2 separate regions of the Homo sapiens genome follow, and region 2 is linked to region 1. The links are chromatin loops, found by intact Hi-C in ENCODE. Cell type or tissue: heart right ventricle. All regions are shown on one strand. Links, peaks and the distances in the headings refer to the core of each region. The heading gives the core; the rest is flanking DNA. Region 1 overlaps ATP9B (ATPase phospholipid transporting 9B (putative)). Region 2 overlaps PARD6G (par-6 family cell polarity regulator gamma).

Region 1 (15,051 bases), core at 4,661-12,660:
GTGGTGCACACTTGTAATCCCAGCTACTCGGGAGGCTGAGGCAGGAGAATCGCTTGAACCTGGGAGGCGGAGGTTGCAGTGAGCTGAGATCGTGCCACTGCACTCTAGCCTGGGCAACAGAGCAAGACTCCATCTCAAAAAAATGAAAATAAATTTTAAAAATTTGCTTGATTTTATTTTTTACAATTTTTGGTATGATAGAAATATACTTTCTGAATCCGTAATATTTAATGGTAAATATAACAGTAGCATTCAGTGAATATTTACTATGCTGCTGGCATTGTGCATATTTTATTTCATGGCTCATTTTATTTCATGCACGTGAGCCACATGCCACTATTACTTCTATTTCACAGAGGAGGGAACTGAGGCACAGAGATTAAGTCCTGAGCCCAAGAACGCAGAAGAAAGGCGTGTGCTAGGCAGGACTCCACTCCAGGCATTCCACACATACGGGGACATCAGTCAGAGTGACAGACATCTTCATCTCTTCCTAAACCAAATGAAGAGGTACCTGGCCCAGGAAGAGTGGCTTCTTCCATAACATGAAACCCATAGTGAATGAATTGCTTCTATGAGTAACGTGTCTGTACCATCAAATATAACAGGATTTTGTTCTCAGAGCTACAGTCTGGGAGCCATTAATAGGAGGTGTACGGATATTTTTCTCAAATTATCTATTTTGTTGATGTTTTTTGTACCCATTCTGTTGTGTTTGCTTTTATTAATCTATAATATCATCTGCTTCAATATGGAACACCCCACAGGTGCAGGTCTGAGGTGCTCCCTGTTGGCAGCTCCTAAAGAGAGGCAGCACAGACACCACTTCGTCTTCCACATAGACACCAATCATTGACCTACATGAATAAAACTGAATACATTTCAGCAAATCAGGCCACAGAATAAGCCTTTTCTTTCTTATGTCAAAATAATTAAATTTCCTTTTACAGTTTTTGAATAAAATGAGCCACATACTTAATTACAGATGAATTTCGTGACCAAAGACCAAACACCTACCATTACCCAGGGAGAGAAATGTCCTTGGGAAATACGTACCAAGAGAACTTATTTGGAGTATATAAATGGTTTAACTTCAAAGTTTTCTGCTTTTTAAAAATCAGTGGTGCTTGGCTGGGTGCGGTGGCTCACACCTGTAATCCCAGCACTTTGGGAGGCCGAGGTGGGCGGATCATGAGGTCAAGAGATCAAGACCATCCTGGCCAACATGGTGAAACCCCCTCTCTACTGAAAATGCAAAAATTATCTGGGCATGGTGGCAGGCGCCTATAGTCCCAGCTACTTGGGAGGCTGAGGCAGGAGAATTGCTTGAACCTGGGAGGCAGAAGTTGCAATGAGCCAAGATCGTGCCATTGCACTCCAGCCTGGTGAAAGAGCAAGACTCCGTCTTAAAAAAAAAAAAAAAAAAAAAAAAAAAAAAACAGTAGTGCTTCTTCGTCACAGTGAATTTGAATCTTCCTTTTCATATTCACGTGTGAGGGCTCAAGCTCCGTCAGCATCTTCACACACTGACTCTTGCAGCCTAGGAAAACACTTAACATATGTCACCACACTTGTCTTTTATAATTAAACTACAACTAGAATTATAATTCATAAATCTGCCACTGGTGGCCTCCTGCAGGAATATAGCCGCATTTCCAGCGTCCGTGCCTCTGTTCTGTGATGGCTCATGCCTGTGTCTAAAGGTCTTCAGCAGACTCAGGCAGGTGCAGGTTCAGACAGGCCCTGAGCACAGCCTGTCACCATCCTCCATCTTCCCTGCTGTCTTCTGTGTCCCCTGAGCTTCCGTGAGGGTTTGTCTTTCCTCTGTGGCTCTTTAAACCACTTCCTGTCCTTAGGAGAATCTCCCCCGTGGGTGGGGAAGCCCTAAATCAGGGCAGGACTTTGGGCTCTGATCAGCAGACTACACTTCTTAGCACCACCAGCCTCCAGCAAGAACCTGAGGAAATCACGGAACTTCTCGAGTCTCCTCGTCTGTAAATGGAAACGACGTCTGCTCTGTGTAACTGAGAAAATAGATGCGAAGGTGTCAAACAAAGGCCTCACATAAAGACAGGGCCTCTCAACACGTGTCACTTTCGACAGCTCTTTAGCACCAACAAGTCAGGGCGATTGTTAATGACTCAGCCTCTCTTCTTGGACTCTAAATTAATCTTCAGGGATGCAGTGGGACAAGCAACCCCGTGGGCCAGAGCTCCCCTGCCTCCTGCCCCCTCGTCCCCTGCCTCCTGCCCCCTCGTCCCCTGCCTCCTGCCCCCTCGTCCCCTGCCTCCTGCCCCCTCGTCACCTGCCTTCAACTTCGCAGAGTGAAGGGCCTGGCGCAAGGACCCATTCCATGGGGTTATGTATGTGACATGTTCTCCAGCGAGGGTTTAAGGGATAACTTTTTACTTCAGTTGAGATGTGCCATCCTTACTGAAGAACTGTTACGTTCTGTATCTTTTGATCTGAAAAAACCAAACAGTAAATATAGAAGTATTTGTTGACAAGAAATAAGGGAAAATGTTTTTATTGCCAAGAGCCTTTCCCCCTGGTTCACTGAAATGTTTGCTTGTATACATCACTCCTGGCTTAGTAGAGCCAACAAGACGGCAGGTCAAACAGAAGACAACATGAACGTCTAACCTCAGGCACCAGTGGACACGTGTGGGACCCAGGCAGCTTCTTCAGGATTCGGGTGTCAGGAAAAGGCGCCCGAAATGCTGGTAGACCAGGTGGCTGGGGTGGCATGGATGGGGCTTATGGACCTGGGTCTTTCAGAAGTGACCCATAGCTCACTCCTGGAAGGCGTGAGTCAAGCAGGTGGTTCTGCGCACTAACGACGCTCTTCCACTGTTTCCCTAGGGAAGATCCTTGTCCTTCAAAACCTTCCTCATCTGGGTTTTAATAAGTATTTACCAAGGTAAGACGAGATCCTTAGTTTACTGGACTAAAGATTTTTTTATTTTGGTCTTTTTGTTAGCAATATTGTTTTTACTTGCAGATTAAATTCCAACAGCTTAAAATGCCATCAGCAGTTAAATACTCCCTTCTGTTTATCTTGTAAATCAATATTCCAGCAACATGGGTCCTTTTTTTTTTTTAACTGATGCATGCCACCTAAAAACTGACTTAGTTTTTAATTAAATGTTAATCCAGAAAGATTTTAACAAGCACTTACCACATTGTATACCCTGCACAATGGCTTTCTTTCATAGAGTGATAAAAAGACTTTGAGAAATCTGAGTTATGTAAGGAGAAGCCATTAGCTGCCCTTTGTTTAGTGTTCAGATAAATGGGAGATTGTTGCAAGTATAACTAACAGATCAGATATATTAATTACATGCAACACATAATTATTTACACTAATTGAAGTAGAGGTGTGGCTTCGTATCCAGAGATTAAAAAGTTTGTCTGCCTCGATTTGCCATTTCTAACTGATGTAGCTAGGATCCCATCTTATTTTGTCCATAATCCAGAGTTTAAGTGACTTGTTCATCAGCATGAAGCATGGGCATGGCCATTATCCGCCTTTTTTTTTTTTTTTTTAGACAGAGTCTCGCTCTGTCACCCAGGCTGGAGTGCAGTGGTGTGGTCTCAGTTCACTGCAACCTCCGTCTCCTGGGTTCAAATGATTCTTCTGCCTCAGCCTCCCCAGTAGCTGGGATTACAGGTGCGTGCCACCACGCCTGGCTAATTTTTTGTATCTTTAGTAGAGATGGGGTTTCAGCATGTTGGCCAGGCTGGTCTGGAACTCACGACCTGGTGATCCACCCGCCTCAGCCTCCCAAAGTGCTGGGAAGACAGACATGAGCTGCTGCGCCTGGCCTATCCCCTATTTTTAAGGGTCTTGAGTGACGTTGCTGGTTCAAGGCTGTTTCCTCTAGCTGGCTTACACCCTGCTCGTGTGCATGGAAAAAGCTCCTGCTGTTTTTCAGGCGGCATCCTCATGTATGGGGCCCTGGTGCTCTTCGAGTCTGAGTTCGTCCACGTGGTGGCCATCTCCTTCACCGCACTGATCCTGACCGAGCTGCTGATGGTGGCGCTGACCGTCCGCACGTGGCACTGGCTGATGGTGGTGGCCGAGTTCCTCAGCTTAGGCTGCTACGTGTCCTCACTCGCTTTTCTCAATGAATATTTTGGTAAGTTGCCTTGGAATTGTTTTTTGAATCGTTCTCTATTCATGATTTTGAAGTATTTTCTTATTGTTGCTTCTGAATACATTGTGTTAAGTTGTGGATCATGGTAAAACCCATATCAGAAAGTGCCTGCTCTTACTGTCCCTGCACCACGGATGAAGGCGCTGAGCCCCGTCGGTCACTGGCTGGCCGGTCCCCTGACAGGAGGCGCTGAGCCCCGTCGGTCACTGGCTGGCCGGTCCCCTGACAGGAGGCGCTGAGCCCCGTCGGTCACTGGCTGGCCGGTCCCCTGACAGGAGGCGCTAAGCCCCGTCGGTCACTGGCTGGCCGGTCCCCTGACAGGAGGCGCTGAGCCCCGTCGGTCACTGGCTGGCCGGTCCCCTGACAGGAGGCGCTGAGCCCCGTCGGTCACTGGCTGGCCGGTCCCCTGACAGGAGGCGCTGAGCCCCGTCGGTCACTGGCTGGCTGGTCCCCTGACATGAGCAGCACAGCCACTCGGGAGCAGTTGGGACTCAGACCTGCGGGAGGTGAACACAGCCGCGTGTGCACTTGTCCTCGTCTCAGTGCCTGAGTGTCCATGCAGTGGTGAACCTGTACGTAGGAAAATGTGAAATGTTCCTGTTCTTACATAAAAGAACTCTCAGAAAATACCCGTGGCTCATAAGAAATGGTTATTTTCAAGTTATAATGTGCTAGTTATTTTTCTTTTGAAAATTGGCTCTTAGAATATTTTCCTGTAAGATCATGAATTAACACACTCAAGGACACGTGAACACACTCAGTGCCACAGTGAGCTCACAAAACGACAAAGACATGCATCACGGGCGTGGGCAGGACTCACCACGACTTTGAGCCTCAGCTTTTGCATCTGCAAACTGGAGACGGTATCACTTCCCATTAGGGGCGGGTCTGAAGATCAGTAGTAACACGCTTACATACATGTGAATGAATGTGCAGAGCTCCTTTCACACCTGCAGAACATGGCCAGCCCTCCAGCGCGTGCGCCTTCTGTGCTGAGCTCCTCTCAGACCTGGATAGGTCTCTGTCTCCTAGGGGAATGCCAAGGTGTGTGCTTCTCAGACACAGGAGCCTTTAGCTATTGGGTTTCAGTGATGTTTAAACAGTTGTATGGTATCAGGCAGGGAAATGAGATGTTAAAACCACATTGAAAACGCAGCTTGCACTGCCATTTTATTGCTTTTTAATGTATTTCTTATTCTTTTGCTAACCCCTTGAAATATCCTGGTATCTCCTTTAATCTGTCCTTTATTTTCTTTATTACTGTTTTGGAACAGGTATAGGCAGAGTGTCTTTTGGAGCTTTCTTAGGTAGGTAAAGTTATCATTTCTTTCAAAAGTGTAGAAATTTAGCCAAACAATATTGATAAAGATACTTAACTAATAAGAAAAACAAACCTTCCTCTAATTCAGTGTTCCTCAGGAACTCTCTGATGTCACGTAAACTGGTGGCCATGTGCTTGCTCGGCTAGTCATGGGCTGAGTGCTGTTGGCTTGCCTGTTCAGGGGCTTGGTGGCCCTGAGTGAGGGGAAGGGGCCGGGCATCCTGCCATCTGCTGAGGATTGCATGAGCCCCTAAAACATATTTGCCTTTTCAGTTGTAGGGGCTGAGCTGCTGGAAAACACTTCCAGGGTCTTCAGAAAATGAGTACACACAAACTTAGGAATTCCCCTTCATACAGAGATCCAGCGCTTCCCTGTGTCATTTATTTTACAAAGGCCTCTAACTCTGCTCCATAGATCTTTTTATCCCATCCGGCAACAGTCTAAAGGGATTTCCACTATATGTAGATTCGAAGTATGTAAATCTCCAGTTTCTCATCTGCCTCTTTTCATGCGGAATTCAAGTAGCTAGTCATTAGCAGTACAGCTTGGTCCTGGTGAGTAGATGGTTCTTCTGTGGAGATGCTGGGAGGGTGACAGGCGAGAACATTCTCTGGGTGGGCCGGGCTCAGAGCCTCTAAGAGCAGACCGGTCTGAGTATTTGTGTTGCAGATGGAACTGCCAGCTGCCCTCTGTTGCCCCCAGCCCCTCATAAAGTCAGCTCTACCTTAGAAACACACACACACACACACACACACACACACACACACACACACAAAACAAAACAAAAAAATGGCTAGCCTAGATCGTCCAAACAAATCCCACAGGTTAGGTGAGCTGGTGTCTCTTCCCTAAGCACCACAACTAGTACTTCAGTGCCTTCACAAATTCTGCCACAGAGTGTTGTCCACCCATTCAGTGGTGTTTGGTGACATTAGTCATCTGCAACCATTTTTTTTTTTTTTTTTGAGACGAAGTCTCACTCTTGTTACCCAGGCTGAAGTGCAGTGGCACAATCTTGGCTCACTGCAACCTCTGCCTCCTGAGTTCAAGTGATTCTCCTGCCTCAGCCTCCTGAGTAGCTGGGATTACAGGTGCCTGCCACCACACCAGGATAATTTTTGTATTTTTAGTAGAGACAAGGTTTCCCCATGTTGGCCAGGCTGGTCTCAAACTCCTGACCTCAGGTGATCCACCCACCTCAGCCTCGCAAAGTGCTGGGATTACAGGCGTGAGCCACCATGGCCGGCCTACAACCTTTTTTTTTTTTTTTTTGAGATGGAGTCTCACTCTGTCCCCAGGCTGGAGTGCAGTGGCGTGATCTGAGCTCACTGCACCCTCCACCTCCCGGGTTCAAGCAATTCTCCTGTCTCCACCTCCCCGGTAGCTGGGATTACAGGTGTCCACCACCACGCCCGGCTAATGTTTTGTTGTCTTTTTTGTAGAGATGAGGTTTTCCTATGTTGGCCAGGATGGTCTCGAACTCCTGACTTCAAGTGATCCGTCTGCCTTGGCCTCCCAAAAGTGCTGGGATTATAGGCATGAGCCACTGCGCCCGGCCTGCAATCTATAATGCTTTGGTTTTGTTTTTTCCATTAAAAGAAGAATGAATTATGCCCGGTATGCAGGTCAAACAATTCTGCAGTCAAGAAAACCTGAGATTTGGAGCTGGGCCCCTGTAAATGCACAGTGATGTTTCCGTGGCAAGCTTAGACCGTCTGGTGGCCTGGCCAGGTCTGTGGCTGTGGCCATGAGGGCCCAGGACTTCTTGGTCAGCTCTTACCTTTTTCTCTGTTTCCTGCCAACAGATGTTGCCTTTATCACCACCGTGACCTTCCTGTGGAAAGTGTCGGCGATCACCGTGGTCAGCTGCCTCCCGCTGTATGTCCTCAAGTACCTGAGGCGCAAGCTCTCTCCTCCCAGCTACTGCAAGCTGGCCTCCTAAGGGGCTGTGCACCCCCAGCGGGCTGGCCCCAGCACCTTCTGCCCTTCCCAGCACCTTGTGCCCTTGCCAGTGAACGCAGGGTTTGCCATTGCTACCAAGCAAGCACCACAAGAAAGGGAGGGTACGCCAGGCGAGCCCAGGGCACAGATGCTGAGACAGCCTCTCCTTCTCAGTGCAGGGACGTCACCCCTGCCAGGCAAGCCCAGGGCACAGATGCCAGGATGGCTTCTCCCTCTCAGTGCGAGGCTTCACCCCTGCCAGGCAAGCCCAGGGCATAGATGCTGAGACAGCCTCTCCCTCTCAGTGCAGGGACGTCACCCCTGCCAGGCAAGCCCAGGGCACAGAGGCCGGGACGGCCTCTCCCTCTCAGTGTGAGGCTTCACCCATGCTAGGCAAGCCCAGGGCACAGATGCCGGGATGGCCCCTCCCTCTCAGTGCGGGAACGTCACCCCTGCCAGGCAAGCCCAGGGCACAGATGCTGCGATGGCCTCTTCCTCTTAAGTGTGGGGCCTCACCCCTGCTTTTCTTTCTTTTTTTGTATTGTCAAAATTGTATTTCCATATTGAAGCAGCTTGAGTTTCTACTGAAAATGAGCCCGAATTATTTCACTATTACTGTAAAGGGTTCATCTTACTCTGGCATTCTGAGAATTAGACTGAAAGTTTAATTTCTGCAGTTCCCTCATATTCAGATTCTTTCTTTGATGTTATAACACAAAGTCATTCCTACTCAAATGTAATAAAATTGAGGCTCCACGGAGGCCCGTGTCCACATCAGCTGCAGCTCCCACTCAGACAGACGGCCTGCCCCACAGCCTGCCCTTTGCTGAAGATACCCTCGCTTTATACTTGCATTTCGCTTTTCAGTAAAAACAGTCAAGTTACTGAGTTCTCACATAAAGAGCTCTTCTCACACACTCTAAAGGCAAGTTGCGTAAACAGTGGCGTTTCCGAACGCAATTCCATTGCGGCCACCAATGTAAATCATTGCCCAGAGACTTTGCTGCTAGCATGCGTGTCCTTCCCATCCTTTTTCTATTTGCAAAATCACACTCGAACACCATTTCTATATATAGAGATCAGCTGTCCTGTAAAACTCAAATCCCCTAAGATGGCCCACTTGCCTGGTCATGGGTTTCCTATTTTATTTGGCTGGAAACAGGCACCGATTGAGGTGGATGAAAGCCTGTGCGGCTGCCCCGCTGCATTCATGGTGTCGCCCAACCAGACCCCTCGCTTCTGGGAAGCTGGGAAGGTCTTTGGGGCCAGGAGTTCGTTTTCTCAGTTGTGTCCTGTGCCTGGGGTGTTCCTCGAAACCGGTGTGTTGTGCCGTCGTCTGCAGCCATGCCTGTTCTTGGAGGCCTCAGCAGAAGTTGGTCAAACGCCAGGCCTCTTGTCTCAAAGGAGAGTTTCTCCGTATTTTCCACGCAGGCGGCAGCCTCCGCCAGGAGTTTCACCTGTTCATTTTCTTCCGCGTCGTTTCCCATCAGGGTGGGCCCCGTCACCTGAAATGCTGGCGGAGCTGTGTGCGTGGGGTTCCGAAGGCGTTTCACCAACCAGCGGAGGGACTGCCCAGCACCCACCCGCCCTCCCCCGCAGCTTTTCAGAGGAGAAAATAGGCACAGAGAGCAATCAAGCTGCCTTTCTTCCCGATACCGCATCAGCGCCTGTTGAATGGAATTCCTCTGCCGTCATCTGTCGGCGCTGGAGCATCCTGAGTTTCCGGACGGGCCCGGCCCTGCGAGGGCGCGATTTCCTGCGCTCCCACAAGGTGTCGCTGGCGTCCGCTCGGTGATGTGGGCGCGTCTGGTCGCTGCCGGAGGCTGCCTGGGAGTTTCCCTTCTGTGCCCCGAGTTGGTGTCTCCTGGAAGTCACGTCCTGGCTGGGGCTGACTTGGATTTCACCTGTCTTTTCGCTTCTGCCGCAGCAGTTTGCGTTAGGGGCATTGGGACGGTAGAAATCTTAAGTCCACAGCCAGCAGCTCAGGAGATGGGGTCACACACTCAGGCCTCGGGGGTGGAGGCCAAGGGCAAATCAGAGGCTGCTCCCCCGTGCACCTTTAAAAGTAAACCACCCACCTGTGAAACTGACTAATAGAATAATAACATTGTCGATAACCTCAGAAAAGCTGAACCCCTGAGCCTTTGGGAATAACACTGCAGTACAGCTTTCAGATACAGAAACGACCAGCCTTCGATCAGTTGGATCCTGATTGGGAGACAGTTGAAGATTTGTCTCAAGAAATCGAGATGTATTAAGGGCAGGTAGAGACTGGAGGAGGAAGGGGTCTTTTCCTCCGTAAACGAAAATCACCCCCTGCGGGGGCTGCTGCTGTGAGGGTTAAATGAGATGCACAGGGCGTTCCCAGCAGACGACGGGCATGCAGCAAGGCAATCAGAACGGGGTCTGTGACACGGATTTTCTGCTAAAGAAAATAATAGCCCACTAAAGGGTCATTAGATCGGCATTAGATCTAGTTCCAGCTCTAGTTCAGGAGCCAGCTCGGGTCAGGCGAGGGGTGGAGAGGCTGTGTTTCCACCTGCTTGCGGCGTAACCTCATCGCTTTTTAGGTTCTGGACCTGTGTCAGCCCTAGAAATTCTGAGCCGGCCGTACAGCCCCAGAGGCCTTCAGGAGGGCGCCCAGCCTGGGGAGAGCATTCTGCATGTGTGGAGTCGGCGGTGCTGCATGAGCAGGAGCCCATTCCTCGCTTCTGCGTGTCATGGGCAGCGTCCAGTGCCGCGCTGGCCCCGTGTTTCTAGGTTTACATGTAGAGGCGTGACCCTCACGGTCCTGTCCGCGGCCCGGAATAGCTGGTCACAGGAAGGTGCGTGCTGCGGAAGAACCAGCAGGGCCCGCAGCCTCGGGAGACTCCTTGGAAAGGGGAGGTTGAAGCCGAGACCGGGAAGATACAAGCAAAGCCTGTCATCAGAGCAGCTCATGCTCAGACCCGAGACTGGGGCCTGGTGCTCTGGGGTGATGAGAGCAGAGTGCCAGCCGCTCAGCAGGGGCGGCAGGCAGGCGAGGATTCGCTACTGCTTTCCATAGTCTCATCCGATTCCAGTTCAGTGACGGCCAGGCCTTGAGGGCCGCACTGCGTTCCTGGAGCCCATAAGTCTGTACCCCCGATGGCCACCACCAGTGCCTTCCTCTCCTGTGAGGGCCCAGCAGACAAACTGGTAGCAAGACCCCGACAGTGGACCAAACAAGCTGGCCTTACCTCCCTTCTGTGATGGTCATGGGCAGGCCCAGATGCACCCTCCCTAGGGTCGGGGACTCCGCTGGGGTCAGCACCTCCAAGGGCCCCCCCGGCACAGCTGAGCAAACCCCTTGGTCCCACTCAGCAGCAGCACCCCCAGCCCCCCAGTCCACTGCACAGGGCCAGACTCGGCCTGTGGGCACCGCCCTCAGGCCTGTGTGTCTCTTTACAAAGATGCCTTATCCTGGAGACTTCCAGGTTAGTTGCAGAAATCATGCAGAAACCACGGAGCTCACACAGCAAACTGTCCCCCACCCACCCCGCTTCCCCAGCACATATGTCCTGGGCCACAGAGGGGACGCCAGGCCCCCCTTGCTGGGCTGCAGGTCCTGCCACTGCAGATGGGTGTCATTTCAGGCGGTTCCAGAAGGGGGAGCCAGAAGCCACGAAATGGCACCTGCGAGGCCACCAGGGTGGACATCCCAGCTCTGGCTCGGATTTTGGGGGTTAGAGAAGTGGATGGCTTGGGGATTCCTCTGAATATGGTGTCCTGTTGAGCACCAACAAGCAATCCCTGAAACGGCGTCCCCAGGAAGGCCAGTTTGCTCTAGCTGAAGAGTTTCCAACCGTCCCACGAGCACTTGTACAGAGGAGGCATTACTTGTGTCTGGATGGGAATTGTGTCCCCCGCAGAGGGCTGCAGGGCAGCCTGAACTCCCAGCGCCCATCCCAGGTGCCAGTAGGCCCCTAGGGTGGGCCTTGGGACCACGGCCAAGCAGAAGCCCAGGAGGAAGGGGGTCCTCCTGCCAGTTCTGCCGAGTCCTAAATGCTTACTGCTAATGACAGGATTTTCCAAAATGGATTGTCCTGCACCTGTGGGCCTAGAAGGGAATCCAAAAATCCTCCAGCCCCACCTCTACCTGGGTCCTGAGAGTTCTGGGACCAGAAGTCTCCAGGCGCTGAGCTCGTCGGCGCTGGGGGTGGACGTCGCCCTGGCTGTGACCCAAGATGCGAACAGAAGTGTTGGGGTCCGGATCTAGAAAGATGGGTTAGCACAGACATCGTTTGGATTCTAACAGACCATGTCCTGGAAAAGACACAACGTGGCCTTTGGAATATTCGCCCCTCGTTAAGGAAGAGAGGGAGGCCCTGAGATCAGGCGTCGCTGCAAGTCAGAAATCTGGATTCTTAGGTGAAGTCTCCGTTTTAAAATTGGGCTCCCAGCACTTGTTGGTGTCATTGGGTTGCCTGGGATACTGTGTGGGACAGCTGAGGGGCACCGTCTGCCGTGGCCAGTTCCCCCGTCACCGCAAAGCCCAGCAGCAGTCAGCCTCAGACCTTCTTCCTGTCCTGAGAGGCCCTCTCACAGCTTGCCTCAGTTTCTCCCTGGGATCAAACACGGCTGTGTTTGAAGGCGGGAAGCCAGCAGGGCTCTTGCCCTGGAGTAATGGGATGTCATGATTCTCACTGATTTCCTTGAGGAGACCTTTCCTCAGAGGCTGCGTTGCCAGCCCCGTGCAGAGCAACCCGCGGCCCTGTAGACCCTGTTCCTTCCTTGGGGCATCCTGCTGCGGTGAGGCCTGGCAGGATGACTCCTGACCTCCCCCATGGGCCCAGGAAGAGATGAGCAAAACGAGGGCAGTCCCGAGTGTGCCCCTCCTCTCCCACCTGCAGCTGACCCGGGCCAGGCTGTGCAGGAGAGCTCGGGCGAGGAGAAGGAGCTGCACCACCAGCTTCCATTGCAGGCGCCCTCTGCCCTCAGGGACACTTTTAATTGTCTGCATTTCGGTTTGTCTGTACTGGGTCCAGTTGTAGTCCCTCAGAAGTTGTAAACCTAAAATTCACTGTCTGTAGGTGCTGGGGAGAAAATGCTGCCCATTCTAAATGAAGGTTTGTTCCTGTGCCCACACTGTACGTCCAGCACGATCACAGGAAGCACTCCGCCAGAGGAGGAGAGTCTACGAGAGCTCCCAAGTTCTCCCCAAAATAGCTCGGGCGTCCATGCACTACCTCTGGGCTCTGGGACTGCCCCCTTCACTTCCATAGGCAATGGGGAGCCCCATGCAGACAGTGTGCGTTAACCGGGGTCCTGGGCCACATGTTGATGCTGACTCCCAGGCACAGATGCTCGTGTGGACCCTGCAGGGCCGGTGGTCAGGGGCTGTGAGTGCCCAGTCCAGGATGCGCCAGGCTTCCGGGCCACCTCACCCTGCTCCTCTCCTGCTGACCCGCCAGGATGCACCAGGCTCCCCGGCCACCCCGCCCTGCTCCTGTCCACCCTTCTTCTGTCCCACTGCCCTGTGTCCTCTTGACCTGAGCCTCGGCTTGTCCAGCTGGGGCCGTCCAGGTGGGAGTGACTGTCTATGACGAGAGAACGAGAGAGAACCGGGTCCACAGGACAGGAGCAGGGTGCCAGTACGGGGACGTCACAGCTACGGTCCCCTCACCAGGGGCACTGGCTGTTTCTAGGAACCACCTGGACTGATGCCAGCCACGGCCCCTGCGAAAATTCTTGCAGTAAGAGGAGAGCAGGGTGGGCCGGGAGAGAATCAGGCCCTGGGCTGCGCCGTCATCGCTCAGCTCTCAGCTCTCAGTGACCTGAGGACCGGGAGTCCAGACCCATCGTGGGGACTGTGCAGGGGGCCCAGCCGGGGCAGGGGGTGTGCAGGGGGCAACTGTGCCAGGGAACCAGCAGAGACATGGCTAACAGTACAGCCTGGCTAAGAACCATGGGGTTGTGCACTTAGGGAACCGCAGCAGCCCTGACACTGACTCATGGGGCCGGTTGAGCAGGGAGGTGCCGGCAACAGGTGAGCTGTGGGGCCTGGGGACCAAAGCCAGCCTCCCTGGCTGTGCGGGCTGGGAGACCTTGCAGGGCTGGGGCACAGGGAACCCGAAATGCGGAACCCTAAGCACGGTCTGTGTTGGAAAAGCCCATCCTGGGCTGGTCTGGGCATCCTGATCCTGGGTCATGCCCACCTGCACCCGTGGGGCTGCAGCCTCTCCTCTGGGGCCCGGCTCGGTTGCCTCGGCTCTTCCAGGCCCTCCCCGGACCCTGCCCCAGTCCACAGGCCACCCGTGGGTTCTGAAACGCGCCCCTCAGTGTGGACTCAGGAAGACAGGCCATCCCCTGCAGCCCTTCCCAGAGCCTGCAGCTCCAGCCCCACACGAGTTCTCAGGAGCACTGCGCAGCAGCAGTGACAAGGAGGTGCCCGCCCCACTGCAGGTTGCCCAGAGCTCACGGCCACCCAGATCATGCACCGGGGGACCTGCAGGTGTGTTGCTCCCAGGTGTCCAGGCTGGCTGGTCACTCAGCTGCACACCTCTGCAGCCCCGTGACAGTCACACCGCCCAGAAGGGAACACCCCGACCTGCAGCCCCCTGGCAGGCCCACTCTCCAGGCCTAGGCCAGACCCATGGCAAAGATGGGGGCACCCTGTTCCCCTCTGCCCCAGCCTCCTGTGAGGACTGAAAACCTGAGAACACAGGAGTGGTGAGGGAGGTCCCTCAGCGGTGACCAGACACCACACCTGCCGTGGGGAGAGAGAGAGGGACAGAGACAGGAGAGAGATGGGGAGAGAGAGGGAGAGACAGGAGAGACACGGGGAGAGAGAGAGGAGGAGAGAGGGAGAGACGCACTCCTTGTCCCTGAGGCACCCTGGGGACCCCAGCGGGGTCACCTGCAGGGACCCCAGGCTCCATCCACCAAGAAGGGGCGTGTGGGAGAGCACCAGAAAGACCACAGCCCCCAGGAAGCTACACACACAGTCACCACGCCATTAGAGAGAACAGAAAGCAGAGAGCTGGAAGAGCTGCCTGCCCACCACCGGTGCTCACAGCAGCCAAAGGGGAAGGCCACTCGAGTGTCCGTGGACAGAGGAGGGACCCACAGTGGGGCCCAACCCATCCACAGGGATGTGACTCAGCCTTAACAAGGAAGGAATTCAGACACGGGCCACACTGCAGATGTACCTGGAGGATGTCGTGCCGAGCTGAAGACGGCAGGCACAGGAGGACAAGCCCCATGCCAGTCCACTCACTGGAGGCCCCGGAGTTGTCAGATCCATGGAGACAGACAGCAGGTGGCGGCCAGGGCTGGGAGGGAGGAAAGTCCGTGTTTCACGGGCAGAGCTTCAGTTTGGGAAGATGAGAAAGCTCTGGAGATGGATGGTGGAGATGTTTGCACAACGTGAATGCACTTTACAAAATGGCTAAGATGGTAAATTTTATGTTATGGCTATTTTACCACAATTAAACCCCAAAGGGACTGTCCGAGCGGGACGGAGCCAGCCGAGCCTCAGGTGCAGGTGCTGGGCAGCTCTGCCAGGCACTGACCCGCAGCCCCACCCCCACCCTTGCTCCCGGCCTGCAGTGGCCACCTCGGTGTTGAGGGTTCATGTGCCCTCGCACTTTGGCAGATGCCACTTCCTGTCT
Region 2 (15,051 bases), core at 3,335-11,334, 780 kb after region 1:
GGCAGTCAGGAGGGATGTTCCTGACTCCTCCAGCAGTGAGCTGTGATGATGTGTGAGGTGCTGTCCACCAGGATGCTTGCCTGAGCCTGACTCCTGCGTGTGGTTTGGGGGATTGGTCCCATAGGCACACAGGAGGCTACAGAACCCCGGAAGAAAATCGGGGGTTCGTTGTAAGTCACATCATTTGTACGAATTGTCCAGAAATTGTCTGGACAAAAGGGTGCAGGTGATGCATGTTTCTAAGTGTGCAAAACACTCATGCTACAGTGTCCAACTTTTTTGGCTTCTCTGGGCCACAGTGGAAGAAGAATTGTCTTGGGCCACACATAAAATACACTAACACTAATAATAGCTGATGAGCTAAAAAAAAAAAAAAAAAAAAGTCCATGCATAATTTTCATGATAACCTTATTAAAAAGTGGGCAAAGGACATGAATAGACATTTTTCCAAAGAAGACATACATATGGCCAACAGGTATATGTGAAAATGCTCAACATCACTAATCATCAGAGAAATGCAAATTAAACCACAAGATATCTCATCCTACCCTAGTTAGAATGGCTGTTATTTAAAAAGTCCCAAAACAGATGTCGGCAAGGATGCAGAGAAAAGGGAACTCTTATACACTGTGGGAATGTAAATTAGTACAACCTGTATGGAAAACTGTGGAGATTTCTCAAAGAACTAAAAATAGAACTACCATTTGATCAGCAATCTTCCTACTGTGTATCTACCTAAAGGAAAAGAAATCAATATATCAAAAAGATACATGCACTCTTATGTTTATCGCAGTACTATTCACAATAGCAATGATAGAGAAATTAGCCTGAGTGTCCATCAGGGGATGACTGGATAAAGAAAATGTGGGATAAATATATACACAGTGGAATACTATCCAGTCCTAAGAAAGAATAAAAATGTCTTTAGTGACAACATGCATAGATTGGAGGTCGGTATCTTAAACAGGTCAGATCCCAAAAGACAAAGATCATGTGTTCTCACTCATGAGTGGTAGCTAAAAAATGTGTGCACATGGATGTAGAGAGTGGAATGACAGACATTGGAGACTTGGAAGGGTGAGAGGGTAGGAGGTGGGTGGGTGATGAGAACTTAAGGAGTACAATGTATATTATTTGGGTGATGATACCCTAAAAGCCCTCACTTGACCAGCACACGTTGTGTGCATATATCCAATTATGCACGGACCTTTTTTTTTTTTTTTTTTTTAAGATCATCAGCTATCGTTAGTGTATGCATGCTGAATAGGGTATCCAAAACTAGTACCCCACGGATTTATACAAATAAAAAAATGGTTACTAGTAAGGATGACTGTAAGATTTCTGCTTAGATTACTATTGTAGTAGCATTCACCTAAGACATTCTTTGTCCAAAATACTTTCAAATACAAAAATCATGATTCCAAGAAAGTGAAGAAACAGGATGCTCAGAGAAAGGATTGCCCGTTTCTCACTGATTGTCTTTCTATGGGTCAGTGGTGCTGAGCAGGGAATATTCCCTTCCATATTTTCAACAGTAACTTGAGTGACCCTTTACATATAAGCAGACTTTTAATTCCAAATTTTTGTTTGTTTTTTTGAGACGGAGTGTCGCTCTGTTGCCCAGGCTGGAGTGCAGTGGTGCGATCTCAGCTCACTGCAAGCTCCACCTCCCAGGTTCATGCCATTCTCCTGCCTCAGCCTCCCGAGTAGCTGGGACTACAGGCGCACACCACCATGCCCAGCTAATTTTTTTTGTATTTTTAGTAGAGACGGGGTTTCACTGTGTTAGCCAGGATGGTCTCCATCTCCAGACCTTGTGATCCGCCCGCCTCGGCCTCCCAAAGTGCTGGGATTACAGGCATGTGCCACCACGCCCGGCTAGTTTTGTATTTTTAGTAGAGACGGGGTTTCTCCATGTTGGTCAGGCTGGTCTCGAACTCTCAACCTCAGGTGATCCAGCTGCCTCAGCCTCCCAAAGTGCTGGGATTACAGGCATAAGCCACTGCGCCTGGCCTAATTCCAATGTTTGACCGAGGAATGAAGTCACTTACACTGGATGGCAGAGTCTGCCTATTGCTGGCTAGAATAGACAGTGAAGATGCATTCCCGAATAAACCAAAGGTGGTAGATGGTGTCTTTCCTTAGCCAGACTGTGTGGATAAACATTGCATTTTTATTTATTTATTTTTTTGAGACAGGGTCTCACTCTGTCACCCAGGCTGGAGTGCAGTGGTGCAGTCATAACTCACTGCAGCCTTGACCTCCTAGGATCAAGCGATCTTCCCACCTCAGCCACCTGAGTAGCTGGGACTACTTTTTTTATTTTAGGCAAAGAGAATGTACTTGGCTAATTATAAAAACATTTTTTTGTAGAGACAAGATCTGTGTTGCCCAGGCTGGTCTTGAACCCCTGAGCTCAAGAGATCCACCTTGGCCTCCCAAAGTGATAAGATTACAGGCATGAACCACTGCACCCAGCCTGCATTTCTACAAACTGATAGATGGGGTGAGAAAAACAGTTAAGCCAGAACATACAGGTGCAAATTATGGCTCTGAAAAGTATTTGTGTGATATTAGAAATATTAGTGTGCCTTCATTTTCTCATCTGAAAAGTAATGGTAAATGGTAAAAATTTACAATATCCTCCTTCTGGCTCTGTTTTTCTTGTCATTTATTGATAAATGAATTATGTGTTATCTTTTGTTTGTTGCCTGTTTCTGAAGCATAAACTCCAAGGAAACATTGGTTTACTCATCCACACTAAGTAGGATCGTTAGTAATCGTTAGTAACTGAACATCAGAGAGAATATGACAGCCTCTGAATAAAGAGCTTATGCTGGCATGGGAAACAAATGCAAAACCGTCGTGGCAAGCAGAGGGCATGAAGTCGGGGTTTCAGTGTTTCGCCTGTTGCCTGTTACCACCCATTACACAGAAGTAGATTTGGGACTCAGGTACTCTTATTAGTTGGTGTGGTGCCCTCTGTGGCCTGGTTCTGGATCTGCAGCCCAGTTACTGAAAGTAGATTTGGGGCTCAGATCCTGTCATCCATGTATGTGGTGCCTTCTGCGGTCTGGTTCTGTGCAGTTCTCTTTTTATGACTGGTAATCTCTGTGGCCCAGTTCTGTGGAGGTGGTTTTCCATCTCTGATTCTCTCATCAGTGTGTGCTGGTCTTTGGAGTCTAATTAATTCGAAGTTGATTTTGGATATTATCCTCATTCGTGTGTGGTGCTCCCTGTGGTCTGGCTTTGTGGAAGTCAATTTTGGATTCTGATCCTGTCATACATCTGGCATTCTGCAGTCCCATCACATGGCACTGTGCCCTTCTTATGCTGCAGTCTTATTATGAGAAAGGAGGTTCCATACTCTGATCCTCTCATCTATACGTTTAGGTCTCTGCAGTCTGGCCTCAGATGGGTTTCATATAGGGTGTGTAATTTGGCTCTGAAGTGGTAAGACAGACTTTTCTGTCATCACGGCCATGTTGCTTAATAGCTCACCTGACAGTCTACTGGAAGTACAATTCTTGTAAAAGAGCTCTTGCCTGGCACTTTGTCTTGAGAGCAAGGGGACTCAAGTCAAGAAATAATGTGTTTATCTTCAAAGCTCCCTGGGAAAGCAAATTTGGAAAATGGCACTCATTTTCTGGGTTGCAAGATCAATGATGAATCATGTTTGCTTTTTATTACTGTTATAGAGTTATGTCTCTCCTTGGGAACATGGCTCAGTATTGAAAACATTCTCAATACCCTCAAGTTGTTTTTTTTTTCCCCATGAGGATAAAGGAGAATAAAACACAAGATAAATGAGGAAAGGTAAGAGGGAAAAAAGAATTTGTATATTGATTTGGAGTGTCTTCAGGAATAAATAGGAGATGTTCAAAGCATAAAGGAGAACGTTAAGAAGACTAGGTGTATAGATGTGGCGCCAGAATGGTGGTGGTGGGAGATAATTCAAAAAATAGTATTTGTGCACTTAGGAAATACTTTTGCAGGTTACCTGATGTGAAATTACAATATTGATACCAGCACATAACATCCTAGAGGGAAATCCTATGTGCTTGTTGGATAGGGTCTCGGTCATCAAGTCCAAGTTTATAGGCAAGTCCTATAAGCTTGGGGGATTAGCCAATGGTTCTCAAATGTGATTCCTGCACCAGCAGCATCAGCATCTACTGGGAACTTGTTAGAAATGAAAATTCTCAAACTCCACCCAAGTTCCTTAAATCAGAGCCTCTGGGGTAATCCAGGCACTCTTTTATTTGTTTTGTTTTTTTGAGATGGAGTTTGCTCTGCTGCCCAGGCTGGAGTGCAGTGGTGTGATCTTGGCTAACTGCAACTTCAGCCTCCCGGGTTCAAGCGATTCACCTGCCCCAGCCTCCAGAGTAGCTGGGATTACAGGTGCACGCCACCATGCCCAGCTATTTTTTTGTATTTTTAGTAGAGCTGGCGTTTCGCCATCTTGGCCAGGCTGGTCTCGAACTCCTGACTTCAGGCAATCTGCCCGCCTTGGCCTCCCAAAGTGCTGGGAATACAGGTATGCACCACTGTGCCTGACCAGCAGGTGCTCTTTAAACAAGCTGTTCGAGGGGACGAGGGTTCACCCTCCGGTTTGTTTGAAACAGGAGGTCCTTGAGCTCACGCTGAGCAGCTTACCTTTCCAGAAATGGGCAAGCTGGAAATCAGCTAAGTAGGTTCATACTTTCAGTAGGAATGGTACACATTAAGTATCTTAGTGCATTTGGGAACTGGCCATTAGTGCAGCCTTACACCATTTTAATAAACTATTCAGACCGTGTGAGTTTTAGTGCTGCCATAAAAAACTTCATACTAGTGCCAACTTTTAAAATGCAAGGATCAAAAGTTGACCCTACCACACTTAGTTCATACTTGCATCCTTTAAAAACATTCCACAGAGGTGCAGGTAACTTACATGTCCTTCTGTTGGAAAATTTAGATTTTCGCTAATATAGATTTCACAACAATCATGGCATTTTTTAGATACTTTTGCACCTTGCCACAAAACTCTCACTCGCTGTGATCATTTTATGTGAAACCATAAAATATTAAATACCCTCACCAAATTGTGAATAAATTTGCCATATGATGTGGACTATCAGGTCAGGGAAACCCAAGCCTGAGGCCACACCCGGCTGGCAGCCAGGGGCACATGTGGCCTCTGCTTACACTTAAGCCTCGTATCTCATCCTGCTGAAAGCGGACATTAGTTTTGGAGAGTGTACCCAGTGTTGGCACTTGACTCCTGCCTCATCAGACTGTGGGGGTCAACTGTCCAGCTGCCGACAGTCCAGAGTTGCTGTGGGGACTCAGCAGGTGGCGAGTACTTGTGAAGCTCCTAGTAGGGTACCTGTGCTGCTTCCAGGATGCTGGTGCTCAATGTGATCACATCTGTAATTTGCTGAGTAACTGAATTTGTAATTGTAATTTGACTCTTGATGGCTGCCAGAACGACAGTGTTAATGAAAACCGTGCCAACCAGGGCACATTTAGGAAGGACTGTGTGCTGTATAAATATTCAGAAAAGCTTTTTCAAAAAGACTTCGAGAGAGGGTTCTGGACTGTCATCTGTCTATCTGATGAGCTTGGGCCCATTTTCTCATCTGCGTCCCTCAGAGAGTATGTGCGGATTCCGTGAAAGATGGTACATGATAAGCACTTGATAAATCTGTCATTCTCTTTGAGGGATTACTTTATCTCTGGTATTCTCTTCCACTTAGAACACAGGTGAAATATTCATGCATTTTGTTTACTCAAAAGTCAAAAAAGTTTTTATTCTCTGATATATAAAACCAAGAAAACTTTAATACATAATATGCATAGTTTTGTTTTTTTAAAAGGAGAAAGTGGCAGAAGTACAGACCTGTGTAGAAAAATACACCCAAGCAGCTGTTCTAAGCAGTAATTCCTAAAATTATGAATAGCACACAAATCTCAGTGAAAGCCTCATTTCTTAAAAAAAAACTCACATTTGCTTAACAACTTAAAATGTGATAAGAAATATAACCTTCCTTCTTGATAGCCGACCCAGTTATATAACAGACATTCAAGAATCAGCAATAACTTAGTAAAAGAACATTTCCTTTGTGAGGGTAACATTATTAGTTTTAGTTCCACAAAAACTGCTTCTGACTGCTGGGGCACTGAACGACATGCCCTTCATCAGAGAGCAAGTCCGGGGGGTGCGGATCCTCACCGGAGAGGTCATGGGGAAGCATCTTTGGTCTTCTCTTGCTTAGGAACAAAGGGCCAGCAATCCATTGCATACAAATAACATCAAACACAGGTGCAGGAATTCACAACTCCTCAGCAAAAGCTATTTCTTAAAAATAGAACTTGCTTTTCACTTAATATTCAGAAAAAATGAAAATGCTGAGATGCAGTTTTCCCTCTTAGCAGTTCCATGTTCACGAAGTCAGGACAGTTCTGCCACTGACCAGCAGGTGGTGCTGGACCACAAGGAGAAGCAGCGGGAGGTACGCAGCTCCGACAACCTAGAAAAATATTTCTTTACCTGTATCTGTATGAAAGATTTGGTCAGAGTTCTCAAAGTATAAATGTAACATTTTATTCAAGCAAAACACATTATATAAAATTTAATTGTATCAAATAGGAATTTTTAAAATTACTAAATATATAAACGTTGCTGGAAGATCAACATAAAGTGAGGATGAATTTAGTATTTGTTAAAAATCACTAAGTTCCACGTGACTTCTTATAGTTAAAAGTGAGAACTGCCAGTGACCATTCTAGAAATGAAAATTAGCATGTATTGTGACTTACTAAAAGAAACGTCTGTTTCAGAAAACAAAGATGAGAACTCACGTGCAAATGACTGCATTCTCAAAGACATTGCTGGACATGTGCGATGCTTATCCTTCATTTCTGCTGAAAACATTTCCGAAATCGCCCTCAGAGTCAGTCAACCCACAGGAAAAGGGTCATCTTAGAGGCAATAGAGGCTTACATCCCAAATGGGACTGCTGAGCCCAGTCCAGCAGAGCTGCTGCTTCCTACCCTGGATTTCCCCTTGAGGCTGAATGGGCCACCTATGTGGGTCACAAAAATAGCCCCTGGTCTGGTGCTGTGGCTCACGTCTATAATCCTAGCATTTTTGGAGGCTGAGGGGGGACCGTATCACCTGAGGTCAGGAGTTCAAGACCAGCCTGACCAACGTGGTGAAATCCCATCTCTACTAAAAATACAAAAATTAGCTGGGTATGGTGGCATGTGCCTGTCCCAGCTCCTTGGGAGGCTGAGGCAGGAGAATTGCTTGAACCCAGGAGGCGGAGGTTGCAGTGAGCTGAGATCCCTCCAGCTTGGATGACAGAACAAGACACTATGTCTCAAAACAAACAAAAAAAAGCCCCGGAACAATTCCACAGCTGCGGGTGCCATAAGTGTGCTGGTGGGAGCTCTCCTGTCCCAACCGAATTATGACTATGAACAGTGTGAAAATCTGGAATTCATCTCCATGGTTGTACATGGACAGGTTTGGGTGTATTTTTTTTTTTTCCCGAGACAGAGTCTTGCTCTGTCACCCAGGCTGGAGTGCAGTGGTGCGATCTCAGCTCACTGCAACCTCTGCCTCCCGGGTTCAAGCGATTCTCCTGCCTCAGCCTCCCAAGGTAGCTGGGATTACAGGCGCCTGCCACCACACCTGGCTAATTTTTATATTTTTAGTAGAGACAGGGTTTCACCATGTTGGCCATGCTGGTCTCGACCTCCTGACCTCGTGATCAGCCCACGTAGGCCTCCCAAAGTGCTGGGATTACAGACGTGAGCCACTGCACCTGGCTGCATTCGTTATTAAAAACCAGCCTCTTGTCACGTACATCAGCACAGTCGGCCTCGCCTGCAAGTCAGCAGAGAGCACAGCAAGAATGCTGAGATATGTTGCATGGGCCAACTTACTTAAAAACATGAATTTGACTATTTTAAAAAAGTAATTTTAAAGCTTCACTTTAAAAACAAAGTATTTGTAAAAATTTTAAAAAGCATTTTTTTGCACTTGGTCAGATCTTTTCTATCACTTTGCAAAGGCGCCAAGACCTGCACTCAGGCCTGGTATAGAGTGTCTCTACAGGCGTTCATTTTAAGTTCTGTGGCGAAATTCTATAAAAATAGGCAATACTTGTGTTTTTATATCCGGAAGTTGAAACAAAGAGCAGCGTTGTTTTTGTGGTCACAAAAACAACAAAAAATGAGCGGATGCAGTCTGCAGGTCCTGTCCCTGTCCTTACCGGGGAACTGGAGCTAGGATTTGGGGGCCTCTCGGGAGTCTAGAGCGTGACCGCGGGCCCGTGCTCCTCCACGCCGCCTGGCGGCAGCGCCAGGCTGTGACGGGGGTCGGCCCGCAGGGAGCTGAGCAGCCGCTGGAGGCCGCCGTCCAGGGCCAGGTCCCGCTGCAGCCGCTGCGCCAGGCCCGCGCCATTGACCCGGGAGAGGCTGCCTGCGGGCGCGCCCGGGGTCTGGGGGGGACGTGCAGGCTCCAGTGTGCCCTCGATGACGACGTCGTTGTCCTCATCGCTCTCCGCCTCGTCGGGGTGGAAGTTCTGCAGGACGCGCGGGGCGGGGGGACCCACGAAGCCCGCGGTGCCGTCCGAGGGCGGTCCCGAGCTGCCCAACGCGCGGCCGCCGCGCACCACGTTGTTGCGCTGGTTGGCGGGCTTGACGGTGACGATGAGGTTGTGGCTGTTGGCGATCATCATGTCCGTGACCTGGTCCAGCGTCTTCCCGGCCACCTCAATGCCGTTCACCTCCAGGACCTCGTCATTCACAGCCAGCAGCCCGGTGCTCTCCGCCAGGCCCCCGGGTACCATGCGCGAGATGAAGATGCCGGGCACCTTCTCCAGCCCGTGCGGGGTCACGCGCACGCTGGCGCCATCGCGGATGTAGAAGCCCAGCGGCTTCTCGCAGCCGTGCCGGTGCAGCCGCACTCGCCGGTGCGTCTCGGGGACCAGGTCCACATCGATGATGGATGATACGGGGCGGAAGTCGCGCGGGAGGCCGATGTCCAGGTGTGCACGCCGCCGGGGTCCTTCATCACGCAGCGCGCCCAGCGCCCGCCTCCGCCTGCACAGCGAGCCCGCGCCGAGGCTGCCACGCTCGGCCTCCTCTGCGGGAGAGGGGACAGTTAGAGGGGACACACAACCGAGCCCCGCCTGAGCCCTCGGCCGTCATACACCTGGCACTGCTGTTCCATCTGCGTGACGCCGAAGCACCCAGGGTGCACAGGAGCATTCCAGACCTGCAGGCTGAGCTGAAATCAGGCAAGCTCAAGTGCAGCCCCTAAAATTAACTCTCTAGCACTCTCCTTACAGCTCCACAGGCACCAAACCAAAGAACTCAGAGATTAAAAGGTGCTAGCAGGCAGCTGCAGCAGAGAGAATCAATGGCAGTGGAGGGTTTAGGGCTTGGAGGGCTGGCGAGTGCCTCAGCCTTCTGGGAGGCAGCAGGCTGGACTGGGGACTTCTTAAGCTTTGCCCATTCTCCCATATTTCCTTCTCTCAACTGTAAGACGGAGGCTCGTTTTTTTCTAAGGTTAATTACAACTAAGAGAGACCTTTCCTGCTTTCTTCTTTTCTATGCGCAAGCCCCACCACAGTGTCTTCTAGCCAGCATTCAAGGCCCCTGAATGTGTCACTCAGTCGGGCGTGTGAGCATTTCCCTGCGTTTTTGGTTAGCAGCTGATGAGGGGAGATGAGTAGAGGAAGGAGTGGGATCAGAGGATGGCTGCTTCCCTTCTGTGAGGTCCCGCACAGTCAGTGCTATTTGTAGGCACATGGAGCCTCAAGGCTCACCAATATGCCCAGCCTCCCATGGGGGCTGTGCAGCTCTCTTCCTCAGGTCTCCCAGGGACCCTGTGGGATCCGCCTGCCCACACCTGCCAGCCTGTGGCATGACACATTTGTGGCAGTGTGTAAACTTTACCCTAAAGTTGGGCTACTGCAAAATAAAATGAAAGTCCACTGAATTAATCAAGCAGAAACGTAAGGAGCTTAGTCTAAAGTAAAAATTTTAAGTGAAGAGACTGGTGGCATTTGGAAACTCTGAATAATGCATTTTCCTCATGTCAGAAAAAAAATCTTGTTTCATTAATTTTTATATGAAACCTCTTGTTCTTGACACACACGACTCTGTAAGACAGGCGTCTCGGGGAGCAGAGGGAAGGGCTTGCTCTGTGAGGCTTGGTCCTGTGGAGTTGGTGGCATCCACAGCAGCCTGCTCTTTGGGCTGGGGAGGCTCACATCTTTGCTTTGCCAGTGAAAGCCAGTAGGACCGGGAGCCCAGGCAGAAGCAATGCCATAAACAGGCGCTCCTCAGAGCAGAGACCTCCAGGCTCCAGGGGTCAGTCTGGCTTCTGCATTTCAGTGAGCAGGCAGGGCCCATTATGACTTGCTTTGGAGATGGGGAATGCTGGTTGACAGTTCTGGAAAGGACTCGAAGACAAATTACTTCCACCATGGAGGCAACATTCAGGCAGCTTGGAGAGGAGGCCAATGCTCAGGCATCACATCTCTCAACCCAGCAGAGCCCATGGCTGCCTAGACAACGAGAAGGCCCTAGCACAGGCTCTGGCACATGCTCCAGGCAGCAGGGTTAATGCACCCTGGAGCCGGGATGCCCCAGCATGAGGACTGTCTTCCTGGGAGCTGGCATCCTGGCCAGCACTCAACACATGCTGCTCAGTGACGGAACCCATCCGTCATCAGTTATCAGCATAATTTATTACCCACTGACACAGTAAGGTCTGGAAGGACTTTTGAAATAAGATGACTTTTAAAAACTATACCTGTAAACCCTGTTTACCCTGACGTGATTATTATGCATTGTATGCCTGTATCAAAATCTCATGTAACCCATAAATATATATACCTAATATGTACCCACAAAAATAAAAAAATAAAATGACACTTGTAATACTTCTTCCCAGCTGTGACCACCGGGGCTGGGTGTGCATGTCTGTCAAGTCCTTTCTTGCACACTCACACGTACATGTGGCTATGGTTGTGCTTGTTTTATAGAAATGGGATCTTGGTTCCTGGCCAGCACCCGGCCTCTCTGCACCTCATAGACACTGCAAATCCTTACTCAGTGACTTCAGGGATACAGGTGAGTGGATAAAGTCCCTGCCCTGAAGTAGCCATGAAGCGAGTGGGAGAGATACAGACTGAATTTTACATACAGCTACATGGAGAACACCGTGAGACTGGATGTGCACAGGATATGATAGGAACAGTGCGGGGGCATCTGGGGAGGTGGCAGTTATGCTGCCCGGGGTGTGGGGATCAACAACACAAAGTTCAAGAGAAGACGCCGGAGGGTGAGTGGCACAGAGCTCCTCTTCCCGTGATGAGGAGAGACTACCTGTAGAGTCCATCTGGTCTGGCTGCTGCCGCAGGTTTGGACTAACCAAGGGCCTGGGACAGAGTGGGCTCTCCCTGGACTAAAAGCTAAACCTCACTGAAGGCATCTGCCTCATGATTGCTCATTCTAAGTGGGAGGGACTGTGGATCCATGGGGCCGCAGATGGAAGTGTGGCAGTGTCCGAGGCACAGTGCTCTGCCTGCTTTCCATGATACGGGCTCTTCCCAAGGGGTCTCCTTGGATGACAAATCTATGCACTTTCAAGAAGGCAACCCCTCTGGCAAACTCATGCCTGCAAGAACATTGTGGTGCAGGTGGCCATCCACATGCTCCTCCTTGAGGACAGGCCCTATGCTCAGGCCCTGTGCTCAGAGCCACGAGCAGCAGGGCCCAGGAGAAGAGACTAAGGTTTTATGCAGGGCAGGTGAGGCCTGAGATGCTGAGGGTAGGGGAGTAAGAAATGGTGTGTGTCCATGTGTGAAACAGCCTGGCCGCCTGTCCCACACACGGGCAGAGTACAGTGAGGCTTGGCCCGGGAGAGGTGACACCTACTGTTCCAAGCATCCTCTTTCTCTCTACCACTGACTCACAGAGTTTGAGGTTCAATTTCACCTCCCTCTGAGAGCCGCTTGTCTTCAAGTCCCAGTTCACAGCCACCCATCCCGGGAGCCCCACCCCTGTTCCGCATGGTGCATTCCCTTCCACCAAAACCACAAACCTGTCTGCGTCACAAGGGCCAGGTGGAAGCATCTCGGCCATCCCCACAGGGCAGCAAGTGCTCTGGCCGTGGTGCACGGTGGACTGGATTGAGGCTCAAGCCCAGAACTGTAGGATACAGAGAAGGGCACAGCGGGCCGGGCCCCTCCTCGTAAGGGGCTTATAAATCACTTAGGTAGACCAGGGTTCCCTGCACCAATAAAAGCAAGTGTGTGGACCTCTGCTTCCCAGAAGTCATGTAGTTCTTCCCATCCCTCCTAAGTTCAACAAAAACCCTGGATGTTACATACAAAACAACAAATATAAGATGACGCAGGAGAGAAGTCGCACTAGCTGGGGCCTCAGGACCGGAGAAGCAACATGGCAGCAGCTCCTTGGGTTTTCTTTTAGCCTTGTCATCCCAGACTTGGAGCTGAAGGCACCAGCAACCTGGATGCACCAACAGGCATAGACCAAAAAGCCCCATCAAAAGTCTGCTCTGTCTGTACAAAGATCAGAAAGAGGCAGCCTAAAAGGACGGAACACGTGTGGACAATAACTACCCCACCTGCTGCACCCCACACACAGAGCCTGGACCCTCACCTCCTCAAGGCTAGAATGGGTGCCCAACAGCCCCTGGCTCTGGTGCCAGAGAGACTAAGCAGGGAGTGAGGACCTGGCCTTTGTATTTTGTCCATGGGCCCCACAGTCTTGAGTGGGCCTCTCCTCCCTCAAAACACTTAGGGGCCATCCTAACAGCCCCTCCTCCTGGCCAAGTCCCAACTACTGCAAATCCCTCCCCTGCACTCCAAACCCTCCAACCTGTGAGGGGCGTTGCCTCTGTGATGTGCTCTCCATGTGTCTAAAAGGCTCCAGCTTTTAACTTTCATGGTTGGGTGTTTCCACCGGGTCCACACTGCTCTTCACGTCACAACTGAATGTCATGCCCATAGTAAGAGGATGAAACTGGGGGGTCCTGGGCCTTCAAGGACTTGAGCAGAGGGGAGCCTTGTTTACCCACCTAACAATAATGTAAAATATAATCCTAGCCAACCTCAAATTAAACCTTTTGAAGATATGTAATGGGGGAACCTGCCCCCAATATTTCAACGTAGGTTCTATTTTCCATAAATGTCAGCCAGCTGAGCAAGAGAAAGAGTACAAAGAGAGGAATTTTACAGCTGGGCCACCAGGGATGACATCACCTATCGGTAGGTCCGTGATGCCCACCTGAGCCTCAAACCAGCAGGTTTTTTATTAAGGGTGTCAAAACGGGAGGGGGTGTAAAACAGGGAGTGGGTACAAAGATCACATGCTTCAAAAGGCAAAAAGCAGACGTACTAATAACGGTCTAACAAAGATCACATGCTTCTGAGGGAACAGGACAAAAGGAAAAAGCGGAACCACTGATAAGCATCCAACAAACACAAGGCAAAGGGCAAAAGCAGAACCACTGATAAGGGTCTATGTTCAGCAGTGCACATATTGTCTTGATAAACATCTTCAACAACAGAAAACAGGGTTCGAGAGCAGAGAACCGGTCTGACCACAAATTTACCAGGGCAGAGTTTCTCCCCACCCTAGTAAGCCTGAAGGTTCTGCAGGAGACCAGGGCGTATCTCAGTCCTTATCTCAATCACATAAGACAGACATTCCCAGAGTGGCCATTTATAGACCTCCCCTAGGAATGCATTCCTTTCCCAGGGTATTAATATTAATATTCCTTGCTAAGAAAAGAATTTAGTGATCTCTCTCCTACTTCCATGTCCATTTATAGGCTCTCTGCAAGAAGAAAAATATGGCTCTTTTTGCCTGACCCTGCAGACAGACCTTATGGTTGTCTTCCCTTGTTCCCTAAAAATCACTGTTATTCTGTTCTTTTTCAAGGTGCACTGATTTCATATTGTTCAAACACATGTTTTACAATTTGTACAGTTAACAAAATTATCACAGTGGTCCTGAGGTGACGTATATCCTCAGCTTACGAAGATAACAGGATTAAGAGATTAAAGACAGGCATAAGAAATTATAAAAGTATTATTTGGGAACTGATAAATGTCCATGAAATCTTCACAATTTATGTTCCTCTGCTGTGGCTCCAGCCAGTCCCTCCATTCAGGGTCCCTGACTTCCCGCAATGGATATGTCTTTGCCTCTAAAATTTTAGTAAAGGTTTGTTTTGAAAAAACATGGTGTTGAACTGTTAACCTCCAGGAAGTTGCCAGAAAACATAATTTATCATTTCCACTGGGTGCGCTGGCTCACACCTGTAATCCCAGCACTTTGGAAGGCCAAGGTGGGTGGATCACCTGAGGTCAGGAGTTCAAAACCAGCCTGACCAACATGGTGAAACCCTGTCTCTATTAAAAATACAAAAATTAGCTGGGCGTTGTGGCATCCACCTGTAATCCCAGCTAGTAGGGAGACTGAGGCAGCAGAATCGCTTCCAGACAGCGGAGGCTGCAGTGAGCTGAGATCGTGCCATTGCACTCCAGCCTGGGCAAGAAGAGCAAAACTCCATCTCAAAAAAAAAAATTATCATTTCCGCTTATTTCCTAACATAGCTACCACTTTGTCACCATTTGGACCTGTAAACAAATGTGACTGTTCCCTTGTATTTTTCCTTCTGAGATGAAGGCAGTCATGTCAGCGGCACACAGCCTCAGCTCATGGACACCGTATGGTCAGGTCGGCACCAACACAGCACACCACCCCAATCATGAGTGTGTTCCTCCTCTCTGCCGCACCCCAAGCAGAACAAAGGCCCAGATGCAGGGCTGCAAGTGTCTCTCTCAGCAGCCCCACTGCATTCTGCTAAGCAGGCGACACAGTCTGGGGCACGTGTGCCATGGCAGACACTGCTGGTGTGACCCTCGGTCATGGGGGCATCAGGACGCCTTGTCTCAGTGGAAAATCTCCACCTCCCTTAGAATTTAAAGGCGTCAAGTTCATTGAAAGCGATCAGTT

The links. Peaks named below come from ENCODE experiments on the same cell type or tissue, not always from the same donor. Only the 100,000 strongest peaks of a DNase experiment are listed, where the experiment ranks them.
Region 2: a loop joins it to region 1, with 5 times the contacts of the local background. A loop is called at or near these places in 6 of 110 quality-filtered maps.

What each region holds. Positions count from the first base shown.
Region 1 is chr18:79,369,963-79,385,013 of GRCh38, forward strand. ATP9B (ATPase phospholipid transporting 9B (putative)) reads left to right here. Exons shown (of 30, transcript NM_198531.5): 27 at 2,863-2,920; 28 at 3,936-4,139; 29 at 5,432-5,464; 30 at 7,285-8,321. The coding sequence ends at 7,421. Among named protein-coding and RNA genes, the nearest start is that of NFATC1, 18 kb to the right of the region's middle. RefSeq lists enhancers at 8,891-9,441, 10,911-11,412. In heart right ventricle, for the core only: CTCF peaks have their summits at 9,182 (motif pointing right) and 11,051 (motif pointing right); DNase peaks (open chromatin) are centred at 8,839, 9,189, 10,219 and 11,039.
Region 2 is chr18:80,151,471-80,166,521 of GRCh38, forward strand. PARD6G (par-6 family cell polarity regulator gamma) reads right to left here. Exons shown (of 3, transcript NM_032510.4): 3 at 5,762-9,136. The coding sequence ends at 8,301. All of the region lies in intron 1 of PARD6G-AS1 (PARD6G antisense RNA 1), which reads left to right. Among named protein-coding and RNA genes, the nearest start is that of PARD6G-AS1, 11 kb to the left of the region's middle. RefSeq lists a silencer at 8,280-8,349. In heart right ventricle, for the core only: CTCF peaks have their summits at 6,460 (motif pointing right), 6,666, 8,346 and 8,551; a DNase peak (open chromatin) is centred at 6,461; H3K4me3 peaks cover 777 bases.